Regions from separate parts of the Homo sapiens genome. Here region 2 is linked to region 1. The links are chromatin contacts, found by Hi-C in ENCODE. All regions are on one chromosome and are shown on one strand. Each heading gives the region's core, a stretch centred on a gene start or an enhancer-like site at or near the end of the contact. The rest is flanking DNA. Distances are from core to core; before and after follow the strand shown.

Region 1 (7,324 bases), core at 4,599-7,098:
TATTTAACATAATGTCATAGGTTGGGTTTCCCAGGAAGCAGAATCAAAGGCAGAGGTGGAGGATATTGATTAAGGAGAACTCTTGAGATCAATAGCTGTGAAAGGGAAGGAAAGAAGCAGAGAGAAGTTGAACTGCATCATAGACCCAAGGTCAGCCTTCTCAATGGGAGCTCTGGAGCTGAAATGGCCCTTCAGTGTTCCCTCATGTGGGCAAAAATGGCCAAGTCTTTATACACAAGCCCTCATCAGTCATGGATGTTGGCTTTCCATGACTGACCTTGGATGAGGTGACTCTGCCTAGCTGAGGCAATTTCTAGAAGGGGCTGATGGCTAAAGGTTACCTGTCAATAGCATACCCAGTATCTGGACAAGAGTACTTCTCTGGAAGATGACCTGGGTAAAACTTCATGATCTGGGCAAAATGTCCACCACATACTCTATCATGTTTATGCAGACAAGTAGCACAATTTCAGAGGAAACCTTCAAAGAAAGAAAGTTTTATGACCTTTTCCCCCCACTCCTCTCTCCTACTTGATTTCATCAAATTACTTCATAATCGTGCTGGATACCAAATTTCCGCATCACCTCTTACAGGAAGCCTTCACCACATAACCTGACTTGGGCACACTACTATTTTTACTTATTTATTTCTTTATAATTTTTGTGGGTACATAGTAGATATATATATTTATGGAGTACATGAGATGTTTTCATACAGGAATGCAGTGTGAAATTAACACATCATGGAGGTATGAGGTATCCATCCCCTCAGGCATTTATCCTTTGATTTACAAACAATCCAATTACACTCTTTAAATTATTTTAAAATGTACAATTAAGTTATTATTGACTAAAATTTTGCTTTAGAATTATCTTTCAATGTATCAGTTTTCCTCATAGGCGAACTCCTTTAAAGTAGGGATTGTGCCTTGATCATCTTTATATTCTATTGTCTACCACATAGTCTGCATTATAATGGTCACTCACTTAAATATCTAGTGATGAGTGAATGAGTTTTCTTATATCTGTTAGCCCCTTCATCTTAATCCCTCCTAATCATTCCTATATAACAGAATTAATACCCATTCCCATATAGAAGAGTTAATTCTTCTTCTCACAATTTATAAACTCGGTTTTTTGCTTTTGTTTTGTTGTTGTTTTTGTTTTTTTAAAGACTGCCTTGATTGTCAGTGTATCACTAGGGCCTGGCTTAAACAATAGTCATTAAACAGATGAATATTGACTTAATAGCTCTGGATGGGACAATAAATGTAGTCTGTATACACAGAACTACATGATTTGAAGATTCATCATACTACTAAAGGCTTCAATAAATCTCAGAAAAATTGACATTGCAATTTTAATATTAAGTATTAAAATAAAGCATTGTACTACTTTAGAACATTTGTCATGAATTATACCAATTCAATACTTTTATTGATTTATCTGTAGAAATGTCTGCATTCCTATTTCATCATCACAGACAAAGCCTACACCCATATAGACAACGGACATTTTTGGATAGCCTGATAGTTGTATGGTTTAAATGCAATATATCACTCTATCTTAATAATTGTGTGAAGTGTGTATTATTTTCATCTCCATTTTGTAAACGAAAAATCAGGCTTCAATGATTTTAGAAAGTTATCCATGCCTACATCTAATGAGTGGCAAAACTGGGATTCAAACTGATTTATCAGATTTCAGAGAATACATTTTTAGTACCATAGCCAGCTACCAGTGCTTTAGAAATATACAGATATTTAGACTTGTTTATTACATTTATATGCACATTTTTTATCCTCAGATTTTTACATAAATTATGGCTTAAAAATTTAATTAAAAACCTGATAAATATATGTTGTGAGAAAGACAACTTGCACATTGCATTTTCCAAAGACAGCTGAAACTCCTATACCATATCTTACAGGCTCCTCTGCAATATGACCTTGCCACTCCCTGATCAAGTTGTGGAGTCTCTCTCTTGAACCTGTGCTGGCCTTAGTGGCTCTCCTGAAATCAATAAAATGAGGCTGGAAGGATGACATATGAATTTTGAGGCCAGGTCAGAAGGAGCCTTGCAGCTTCTTCCTTGGTCTCATAGACAGATCACCCTCTGGATATTTCCTTTCCAGCTACTCTCTTTTAGATCTCATATATCATTTTTAATTTTAATTTTATAGATTCAGGAGGTACATGTGCAGGTTTGTCACATGGATATATTGCATGATGGTGAGGCTTGGGCTTCTAGTGTACCCATCACCTAAATAGTAAACATTATACCCAGTAGGTAATTTTTCAACCCTCACCTCTCTCCCACACTCCCCGCTTTTGAAATACTCAGTGTCTATTATTCCACCCTCTATGTCCATGTATATCCACTGTTTAGCTCTCACTTATAGGTGAGAACATGTGATATTTGACTTTCTATTTCTGAGTTATTTCACTTAAGGCAATGGCCTTCAGTTTCAATCATGTTGTTGCAAAAGACATGATTTTATTCTTTTTATGGCTGCAGAGTATTCCATGGGGTTTATATACTACATTTTCTTCATCCAGTCATTTGTTGATGGACACTTATATGATTCCATGACTTTGCTATTGCAGATACTGCTGTCATAAACATACAAGTGCAGGTGTCTTTTTGATATAATGATTTCCTTTGGGTAGATACACGGTAGTGAAATTGCTGGGTGGAATGGTAGTTCAATTTTTAGTTATTTGAGAAATCTCCATATTTTTTTCTGTAAGGGTTGTACTAATTTACATTCCCACCAACGGTGTATAAGCATTCCCTTTTCTACACATCCTCACCGATATCTGTGGCTTTTTAACTTTTTAATAACAGCCATTCTGACTGGTGTGTGATGGCATCTCATTGTGGTTTTGATTTTCATTTCTCTGATGATTAGTGATATTGGGCATTTTTTCATGTTTGTTGGCCACCTGTATGTCTTCTGAGAAGTGTCTGTCCATTTCCTTTGTCCACTTCTAAATGGGATTGTTTTTTTCTTCTTGAGTTGTTTTGAGTTGCTTCTGGATTCCGGATGTTAGTTCTGTGTCAGACACATAGTTTGCAAATATTTTTTCCCATTTTGTAAGTTGTTTGTTTACTCTGTTTATTATTATTATTATTTTTTCTTGCTGTGCAGAAGCTCTTTAATTAAGACCCATTTGTCTATTTTTCTTTTTGTTGCATTTGCTTTTGAGGTCTTGGTCATAAAATCTTTGCTTATGCCAGAGTCTGGAAGAGTTTTTCCTATAAGATTTTTATAGTTTCAGGTCTTGCATATAAGTCTTTATTAATCTTGAGTTAATTTTATATATGGTAAAGGATAGGGGTCCAGTTTCATTTTTCTGCATATGGCTATTTAATTGTTTCAGTACCATTTACTGAATAGAGTGTCCTTTTTCCACTTCATATTTTTGTTGACTTTTTGAAAATCAGTTGGTTGTAGGTAGCCACACTTCATTTTTTGAAAGGCTCAAACTACATGGAGAGGTCACAAGCTGCACTCCATTGACAGTCAAAGCTGAGTTCAGATTTGGAGGTATTCCAACCAGGCAACATTTATGTGAATGAACGAGCTTCTAGCTCATTCCACACCCCAGCAACACTGGTAATCTCCATCATTTGAGTTTCCTCAATTAATGCTGCAGACATAGAGCATGATAATAGAATAAGCCATATCCACTCTGCCTTGTTCTGACCCATGGATTGTTTGAGCATAATAAAATGGCTCTTGTTTTATTGTAGTGAAATTTGGGTGATTTTATTTTATTTTTTTACAGAGCAGATATCAGACATCTTAGAACTAGGAGGTTTACCCTCTATTATTCAAGCCTTAGTGAACTACTTGATTCTACCTGCCTAAGAACAAATGGTAAAAAGTACAAGTTCTGAAATATTCCACAAAATACTATTTTTAATGCGTATTTACTATCACACAAGTCTGATTCGTGAATACATAAATTCCAAAATTGTTTAAATTAATAATGGAAGATGAGACATAATGATTAAGTAAGTCAAATTACTGTATCAGATGTTGATAGAGTTGAATAATCTCTCCATTTCCCACTTCAACTCCTCAGAATGGGAGATTTAACAACTTTAGGATATTTGTCATTCTTGATAACTACCTACCCAGCTAGTGCCTTTTACTGCTTTGTAGATATGGCAGTGCAGACACAAAATCTATGAAACTTTATTCAAATCAGATTTATGACAATGTAAATAGTAGTACTCGACTTAACTGCTACTGTTTAAATAAAATCTAAATAATATATGATGAGCACAAACAGGCTTTCTAGTCAATTAACTGTTACTAGAAAGAGGAAAATTCTTCTCATCATTATTTCTCTATTTGCTCTATCATTTTTTCCTATCATAAAGATGGTCTCTAAGTAAATCTAGTCATAGACAATGTAGCCAAGTAGATAAAAGTTATAGGTTACAATCTCTAGCTTCTAATGTCTTTCTTATGGGTGAAATATCAATAGATTTTGTTCCTGTTTTTATTCAAATTGATGTGGTAGAGTAAATGTATTGAGTGCTGAGGAAAAGGGAAGCTAAAATTCCTAGGACTAATTTTTGACAATCCAAACCTTCATATATACCACTCTCTGAAATATGTTTGTCCACAATTGTTTTCAGTGTTATCAACATTTAAGGATTGTGATTTTTTTTTGTCTACATTTGATGAATACTTGGATTTTGGCTTTCATTCCACACCCAGAATGTATTATATACATGTGTGTGAATGCATATATATGAATAATTGTGCAAACCATATCTTACAGTAGGTAATTCATCTATCTTTATTTTTAGAATTTTACAAAACATATTGCAATAAATATTAAAAATCAGAACTGAAAATATCACAAACCTATTAAGATTAAGGTTTATTTGTATTATTCTTTATAAAGTGAATGAAGCATTTGTTAATGTCAACATTTTTGTTATTTAATTGCCTAGCTCAGTGCAAAAGGACAGCTTTAAATATATATTTCTTCAAATGGTGAACTAATCATCATTTAAATGGCATTTGCCTTTGCTTAACATGGCTTCCTGGTTCTCAGATAAGGCTAAAATGAAAATGAAATTCTTGATCCATCCACTGCTATTTTTTTTTTGGTGCAAAAAAGTCATATTAATAAGAACCTTAAACTGATAGGAAATATGTCCAGCCCTGGATGTAGTTAACAATCTAATTAAAAGGACAATTTGGCAATTGATATGCTATCAGAAAAGAGAAAGTGAGAGAGAAAGAGAGAGACAGAGAGAGAGAGAAAGAAAAGGCAGGAGAAAACCCAGGGCCTGGCAACAAATTTGTCTCTTAAATGCTCACTTTCAAGTGTGTCTGGTTTCTAGTGCAGTTTGTTTCAGAAGGGATCAATTTTTTCCCCTTTTCCCTATTCTACTTTTGCACTGGTATTGTCTGAATCCCAGAGTGAGCAGCAATACATCATCTTGCTTCAACATCTGCTAGAGCCCCCTCTCCTCCTAATCTGCCCAGATCCCCAAAGCCTTTTCCACCTGCTATAGCGCCAAATGCTCATTACAGCATACAGCTATGCCCTTCATTGTCCTTTCTCCCAGATCCTCAAGGTTAACATGGAACAATGACTATTATTAAGTGGGGGCTTCAGGAATATAAAAGCAGACTGGGCAAGGAGAGAGAGGGTGGGGCAGTGGAAGCATTGGGTAGCATGCCAGGAGAGCTGGCAGGAAAGAGCTGCTAGAAAGCTGTGGCCAATTTTCCAGTCGAAACATGAGTCACTGAATAGAGATGCCCTAGACATAAATAGCTTCCCTGTTCATTGCCCAGGACAAGCAGAGACCACACCCTTCAGTGGTTTTGTGTCAGGGTACTTTTGGATATGGCTTTGAGCAACTAGCGCAGGAAGAGAGATAAAAATGGCCAATTTGAGAAGGCTGGCAAGTCTAGAAGTTGTGTTTACTCCTTGGCCAACTGTAAATTGTAACCAATTGGAAGTTGTTCTACGTCTTTTTTTAATACAAATCACCAACCTGTTCCTTCTATTTGCATCATCACACCAACCACCAATGGAAAATCTGAGACACATTAGCTTAGACTGCTTAGAAAACAATGAAATTCAGAATCTCTCTGACTGTATTCATTTAGATTATCATAGAATCTGAATTATTTTTAAAGGAATCTAATGGTTGGGGGAGGCAGCTTTACTTTAGATTTCCTGTCTTTGGCAGCTGTGTACCTCACTCCCAGATGCCATACTTGGTGCAATTTCCTTTTAGTTTTGTAGGAGATATTTTAAGAAGTTAAACACTGTTTCCTCAGTGACATTCATAGGGATGATCTAGATAAACCACATGAATGTCAGCTGGCCTCTAGCAGAATTGGCCAGCTCTGTCCTGGACATCCTTTCCTGTTAACGCACCCTTGGACAATGTCTCCAGCAGGATCAAGTCGCTCCCTGTTGCTCTTCCTCTCCTGGAAGTAGTATAAAACCACGGGTTCCCTCTAAGGCCACCTAGTAAAATTTTACTTGCTTCCACCACCCAGAACCCCAAGGAAGTGTGTTAACCATCCCATAGCCACAAAATGTGCTGATCTAAATAAAACACAGGCCATCCAGCTCAGTGTTCTAGCCAACACACTGGAGGGGCTGAACAAGATCTCATTAATAAAATCAGTTAGGTGTAAAACAACCTGGGCTAGATAAAGTCAGAGTTTGTTTACTTACTCCACTAATGACAACACACCTAAACTGTCAGACTTAACACTAGGAAGAGTGTTATAGTTCCCTTTTCTATTTTAAAATCCAAGTTTGAAAGTCACAACTAAACTTAGATAGACAATTTTTTAATTGCAATTAGGAAATAAGAGAGACACATTGAAAAATAAAAGTTTTTCCTTTCACTTGGATTGATCAAGATACTAGATCTTCGTTGCGGGTTTGTGTGAAGATAGAAAAGTAACTAGAGTTTAGCTAAATGGTGAACATTTCAGGAACATATTCTTAAAAGTTTAAAATTTAAACCTTGTCCTAGACATTTCATATACATTTGCCTCCGTTTTAAGATTGAGAAGTAGTAAGTAAATGCTAATAAAAAGTATTTTATGTGGGTGTAGCTTTATATATAAGTAAAAAATAAGGAGAAAATAGTTTTTACTGAGGTAAATCTTATGGAGCATATGAATGCTTTAAAGTATAGTCCTAGCTCTTTCATAGGCTTGCATTGGAATTGCTATTTCACTGTAATATTGGGAAAGTTTCATTTTACCTCCCTGGGCTTTATTTTTACCTTATAGAATGAGGGTAGAAATGGTATTTCACCTTC
Region 2 (6,569 bases), core at 3,362-5,861, 120 kb before region 1:
TTTTGTTATAGTAGCCTGATGGATTACAATATCAAGCACAAGTAGGGCTTCAGTAAGGATTGTTTAAATAAATTAAATAAAATAGTATTCAACATATGCCACTGTCTTTCCTCCAGCCTGCTCCTGGTTCTTAGTTAATGACACCTTGATTTACAAGTTGCCTAATTCAGAATCCTCAGGAACATATTCAGTTTTTTCTCTCCTCCACTTTCCGCATTCAATCCAATCAATATTACCTCTTTAAAACGTGTCAAAATGGTCCACATTATGCTTTTGTTCAGGATGCTATAAACCTACATTACTATGTTAACTCTTACCTGGTCTTCCTACTATGTCTTCTTACTATGTCTAGTTGACAATATGCTCACAGTCAACTAGAGTAATTTTTCTAAAAACAAAAGACAATGCTGAATATCACTCCCATTCTTAAAGCTCTTTAAAAGCTGTATTTGCTCCAGAAAAAAAGCTCCTCTTCATTGTGCACACACTCGCTTGAGAACTTTTCCAACCTCATTTTTCAACACCCCTTGATTCCCATTCTGTGGTTCAATCATGGTACATGGCTTCCTGTACTGAGCTTAGTTTGATCTTCACTACATTATATATACTTAGCCCTTTTCTCAGGAGGCTCTTCCTGCCAACTCCTTGCCTAACTCTTGGCCCTTGATCTGAGCTTGGACACTGTCTTCTTTAGGAAACTTATCTTAATTTCCCTTAGTCAAGACAAGCATAGATGTTGCCCCTTCTCCAGAATCCAGAACAAACACTTATGTCATTTAGCATTTACCCTGCGTTTCAGGTGCTTCTCTCCCCAGGAGACACTATAAGTATATTGCATACTGGGACTGTGTTTTATTCATTGATATATTCCCAGTGCCTTGGATGGTATCTAGAGAGTAATCAACACTTAATAAATATTTGTCGAATAAGTGTTATGTAGACATAGTGCAAAGTAGCCTTTGGTCAAAGCAATGATTACAGTATTAGCAAATCTGTGCTACTTTTTAAAATTCAGAACAGTTCACTTTGATTTATCTTGAAATGTTATGCAAGCTGTAACTAAAAACAACTGTGGTTGACACCAACTATAAAAATACCACTGGACAGACTGTGTTTTTAAAAACCAATATTGCAGTTCAAATCATTTATAGTGGTGTCCATATTAAATGCTCTCTACCTACATTCACTAAGTGTTGAAAGATTTGTTTACATTTTTCCTACAGATTTCTCCCCCAGCTGCTTCCATTATAGACTCCCTTACGTTGTCCACACTGCTGCTAAGTGCAAACAAATTAAACTGTGTCATAGAATCCGTCTGATTCCAGGAGTAAGCAGTCGTCCTATGAATCATCCATTGAATCATTCAGCATACCCAGCTATTAATCTAACGTGGCATTTAAAGGTACATGTTGAGGCTGGTTTGACCTATGGAGTGCTGCCTAAACTTTCTACACTTTAGAATGTTAAAATTTGAAGGTATTAGTGTAAGATAGTGCATGCCCCATCATTGTTTCTTCCTCAAACCTGTATGGAATAGATTCTAACTTCCTGATACTTCTTAACATGTGAAATTAGTTATTGTATCAGCTAGAATCAATTTTATTTTCAGATTCATTATTTTTCTCTTAGTCCAAGATATTATAGTGGACCAGACCCCAAGTGTGTAGTTATCAAATGTGTAAATTATTGAATATTTAAAATTCTTATACTTCAAAGATTGGTTATTAATCTTTATAAATGTATCCATCATCACATTTTATGTATTTCTTTTCCCATGAAAAATGCCAACAACAGAACTTGTTTTTACAGTACTCTGAGAAAAGCATCATGACTAACAACATGGGTGAGACCAGAAATGAGAAAGCTTGGTATTATTAACTGAAAGTGTGTTTCTCCCAGATCCAAATATTGAAGCCCTAAACTGCAATGTGACCTTATTTGGAGACAGAGCTTTTAAAAAGATAACTGAGGTTAAATAAGGTCATAATGGTAGGGTCCTAATTCAGTCTGACTGGTGTCCTTAAGAGAAAAGGAAGGGACAGGAGGGATACATGTGCACAAAGAAAAGACCATGTGAGGACACAGCAGGAAGGTGTCCATCTTCAAGCCAATGAGAGAGGCCATGGGAGAAACTAGCCCTGCTGTCACCTTGATCTTGGACTTTCAGCCTACAGAACTGTGAGAAAATACATATCTGTTGTTTAAGCCACCCAGTCTGTCATATTTTATTACAGCAGCCCCAGGAAACTAGTCCTGACTTTAACAATTACAGCTCCATGCTGATAAGGGAGACATCTAGGTCCTGAATTTCAGCCTCATTTATGAGAAGAGGGTAACTAGAAATGACACATTCATAGGTCCATTGTCAGATAAAGTCACAAATTATGGTGCTAGTCCTTTGTGGCTTTTTAAAGTGTTATATAATTATTCTCAGTTATCTTTATCATACTGATAGTTACTAAGATGAAAATGTGTATTACTCTTTCCTTAAATTCAAATACTTTTTCAGTGATATCAAATTTTACTTCATTTTAGGACACTAGTCAGAATAGAGGAAAGAGCCTGCATGTTGGAGTCTCACAAAAACAAAACCCAACTTTGCCAGATACTACCTTGCTGTCTGATAGCAAGTCACTAAACTTTTCAGAGTTTCAGTTTCTTTCTGTATAAAATAGATCTTAAAACTGCTATAGCACATGGGATCATAGGACTTGATGAGACCATTTAGGCCCTGGCACATGGTTGCATCTAACAAGAATGTGTTGGTAGAAAGCATATGTGTTCAGCAATGTCTAGGTCTCTTTTTGCCAAGCACGTGGCAAGCTCTATCTAGATATTCTTGTGTTACCACTTTTATTTCTTAGAGAACAAAATAACAGCAGCACAGCAGCTAAGAATTAATGATGACTCACCATTTGCCATGCACCATAACCATAATGCTTCAACCAGATTAATCTTCACAACTCCCCTATTATTACATTCATCATACACTTAGGAAAACTGAGGCCCAAAGTAGGGTTGAGATTGAGAGTGACCAAATATGACATGGGATATACCTTTACTAAAAAATATTCATTGTTTATTTAAAATTCAAATTTAACTTAGTATCCTATATTTTATTCTCACAGTTGTAGCCCAGAGAGATTAAGTAACTAGCTTAAAGTTACACAAGAGACAGGCTTCAAACTTGCTCACAGCCCACAAAGCCCTAAATCTTATTCTTATGTTTTACTGATTACATATGATTTTAAAGAAAGACCATTTGTCTAGGAGAGAAGATATTAAGATAGCAATCAACCTAGCTGATATTTGGAATATGTTCATAGATTGGGCTGATTGTAAATGAGGTCAAAGTAAAGGCTTCAGGAAAGCTCAGGGCTCTGACCAAGAACTTAGGAACCTAATTAGTCGGGAAAGCGGCTTTGACATCAGGAACAGAACAAAGTTTAAAAGCAAGGTTTCTTTTTTCAGAGTTGTTAAAAATATGTCTATTTTTTTTCCCTTGCATTGGAAAACATTTCCTGAATTGGAAATAATGCTGCAGCTGAAATAGCTGCAAGCAAGTTAGAAAATGGCTATTAGGCATGCTTCTTTGTAGAAGATTATACTCTATGATTGCTTTGTAAGTAAGTTCTAGTGGATTGAAGCCGGAGCTATTCCTGTATGTGGACAGGTCATTAAGTATCTAAACTTGTTCCTCCAGCCCTTACAGTGAAATAGGAGACTTCATGCTGCAAAGTAACCTAGAGATTTGTTAATTACACCAGTTAGGAGGTGTGAACAGTATTTACACCTTTCTGTTCCCCTTCCAGGCAGCAAAGAATGTAGCCACAAAGTAGGCAGAAAATCCAGTAAAAGACATTTTGTAGGAGGAAAATATTGGATTTAATTAATTAATACAATATATTTTTCCATCACATAAGAGCTATTTATTTCTTTTTAGGAGGACCAGAGGTGGCTTGACAAATATAGTCACCTCCCTGCTGAGCATATTTACATTTGAATAAATGAAAGGAATAACAGAAGAGCTAAATAAAGCTTCAAATAAATTATAAATAAAAACAATTTGTGATCGAGAAGTCCAAGCTAAAAGTGGGATTGAAAACCATCCGTAATTGATTCTTTGGATAATAGAAGATCATAGGTTCTAAAAACTAGAAACACCTAAAGTAACTATTAACTTCACCAGTAAAAGTATTGAAAAGTGTTGATACCAAGTAACTTAACTATAAATATGCTTAGAATTTTTGTGGCAGTCCCCAACTTTACAGAATGTGTTCCTAGAGTCTTTTTTCCTTAGTTGTTTAGGTTTTTGGAATGTATGTTATTATAAAAACACAATGAGAAATTATGGTGACTTCCCCAGGCTAGCCCTCGAAAGCCTCCTGGATTCTTAATGTTCTTGAACTGATACACTGACCCAAGAAAACAAAACTGTTTTGTGTTCTGACCTTAGTTCGCAGTGGGCCCATTCATATCTGCTCTTGTCCTCTTCATGTCCATTCTCTTGAAGAGCAGCTGCATTAATGTAGCTGTGGATTTTAGAATAAAATCCAAAATGCTTACATTAATTTAGGAAGACCCTACGATCTAGCTCCTCCTCACTCTGCAGCCTCACCTCTTCCTCTCTCCTGTTTCACTTCTTTATCAGCCCTACTGACCCTGAAGTGGTTCATCATTAGCATCAGGTTCTTCCCTGCTCAGGCCATTTGCATTTGTTTTTCTCTCTTTGTTTCCTATCATCCTGAGGCCAGTCCTTAATGCTCTCTATAAAACTGTAATCCCTCCATTATTTTTACACTCTAAATGATTTGTTACCCTCAGAAGTCTTATCCACTTATCTCTTATCTACTTAGCACCTAACACTAATTCATCATCTTTTTCAATTAGACTGGGAACTTTGTGTAGGCCAACCCCAGGACCCTATTACCTCTGAACTCCCAAGTCCTAATATAATCTGTGCCAAGTAGTGGGTACTAAATAGATATTTTTTGGATGAATGAATGAATGAATGAATTTGTGTGTGTTCCCTGCTAACCAAAACAATAGCAGCTAAAGGAGGACACTGCATTCCCTTGGCCATGTGCCTTCCCTAGGTACTTGTGCCAGTGTTTTGAGGGGATTCCAAACATTGGAGAGCTTTAGAGTTTCTTCAAGCATAGAAGACATTTCTGAATGGGTCTCCATTTATGCTGGCTGACAGAAGGTAGGTCAGGAGTTCAGTGGTAACAGGGCTTAATTTAGTTAAAATGGAAACAGCTGAAACAATGTTCGCTGTTCAAAATTAAGTAGGGCTGGGTGCAGTGGCTCATGCCTATAGTCCCAGCACTTTGGGAGGCTGATCACTTGAGGTCAGGAGTTTGAGACCAGCCTGGACAACAAAGAGAGAACCCCCACCTCCACCTCTACAAAAATAGAAAGAATTAGCTTGGTGTAGTGGTGCATGCCTGTAGTCCTAGCTACTCAGGAGTCTGAAGTGAGAGAATCACTCAAGCCAAGGAGTTTGATGTTACAGTGAGCTATGACTGTGCCATTGCACTACAGCCTGGGTGCCAGAGCCAGACTCTGTCTCTAAAAAAGGTAATTAATTAATTTAAAATAAATTAAAAATGAACTGGGCTGGATGGAGTGTTTATATTTCAAGAGATCAGTTAGAAGTCTACTATAGAGTCCTGGTTAGGGTTGGTAGCATTTTGACTACACAGATGGCAATAGGGATTGAGAAAAGTTAACAAATTCCAGAGTTTCTTAAAAGGTTAATTCAGTAGTTCTCAAACTTTAGTAGGCTTTACAGATTGTTGGGCCCTAAAGTCAGTTTCTGTTTTAGAAAACCTAGGGTGATCCCTGAAAATCTACATTTCTAACAAGTTTCCAGATGATGCTGATGCTACTGGTCAGGAGACAATACTTTGAGAACCACTGTTTTCAGTTGTGGGATTTGTGATAGATGGAACGCTGGGAATATAGAGAACGTAGTAAAAAGAATAACTTCTAGGTTTCTATCTTGAATCACGTTTGTGTCATTTACTGGAATAGGGGGCACTGAAATGTTAGAGGAGGAATTAATGAGTCTTTGGTTTATATGTTGAATTTGAGGTTTCATTTAAGACCAGCAAGAACAAAACGTTGAAAAGGTTGATGTAGGTACACGCCTGTAATTCATAAGAGTACTCTGAAATAAAGATACTTACTTCGTGGTTTTTAATATACTGATAGTAATTAACATTGTGGATGGAGACAAGTTTGCTGAACATGAGAGAATATAAAGGGAGAAGGGGACCTAGGGCTCAGCCTGGAAACTCCAAGATTAAGTGGATGTATGGAGGAGAATTAATTTTCAGAAGGAACTAGAAAAGAGTATTGAGAAAGTATAAGGAAGCAAGAACTGAGTCTGGATCCCAGAATCCAAGGTTATAGAGTGTTTCAAAAAGTAGAGCAGGACTATAGTGCCGAGATGTTAACAGAGATATGATCTGAAATATGTCTAATTGAATTGGGTGCTCAGGCAATCATTAGGGACCATAGCCAAGGCTGTTGTGTTGTAGTGACTGAAGTGGAAGTTAGATGGA

The links. A loop is a pair of places that touch in the nucleus more often than their neighbours do.
Region 2: a map of MCF 10A shows a loop between it and region 1 (1.8-fold over the local background). The contact joins the promoter of LINC02161 here to the enhancer-like site in region 1. A Hi-C loop is called at or near these places in 1 of 168 maps with a recorded cell type or tissue (MCF 10A).

The regions. Positions count from the first base shown.
Region 1 is chr5:89,456,660-89,463,983 of GRCh38, reverse strand. All of the region lies in intron 8 of MEF2C-AS1 (MEF2C antisense RNA 1), which reads right to left. Among named protein-coding and RNA genes, the nearest start is that of LINC02161, 120 kb to the left of the region's middle. Within about 2 kb of position 5,848, at least 8 of the 41 ENCODE cell types and tissues checked have a DNase peak (open chromatin) inside an H3K27ac peak, as active enhancers do.
Region 2 is chr5:89,579,259-89,585,827 of GRCh38, reverse strand. LINC02161 (long intergenic non-protein coding RNA 2161) reads right to left here and starts at 4,611. Exons shown (of 3, transcript XR_948556.3): 1 at 4,452-4,611.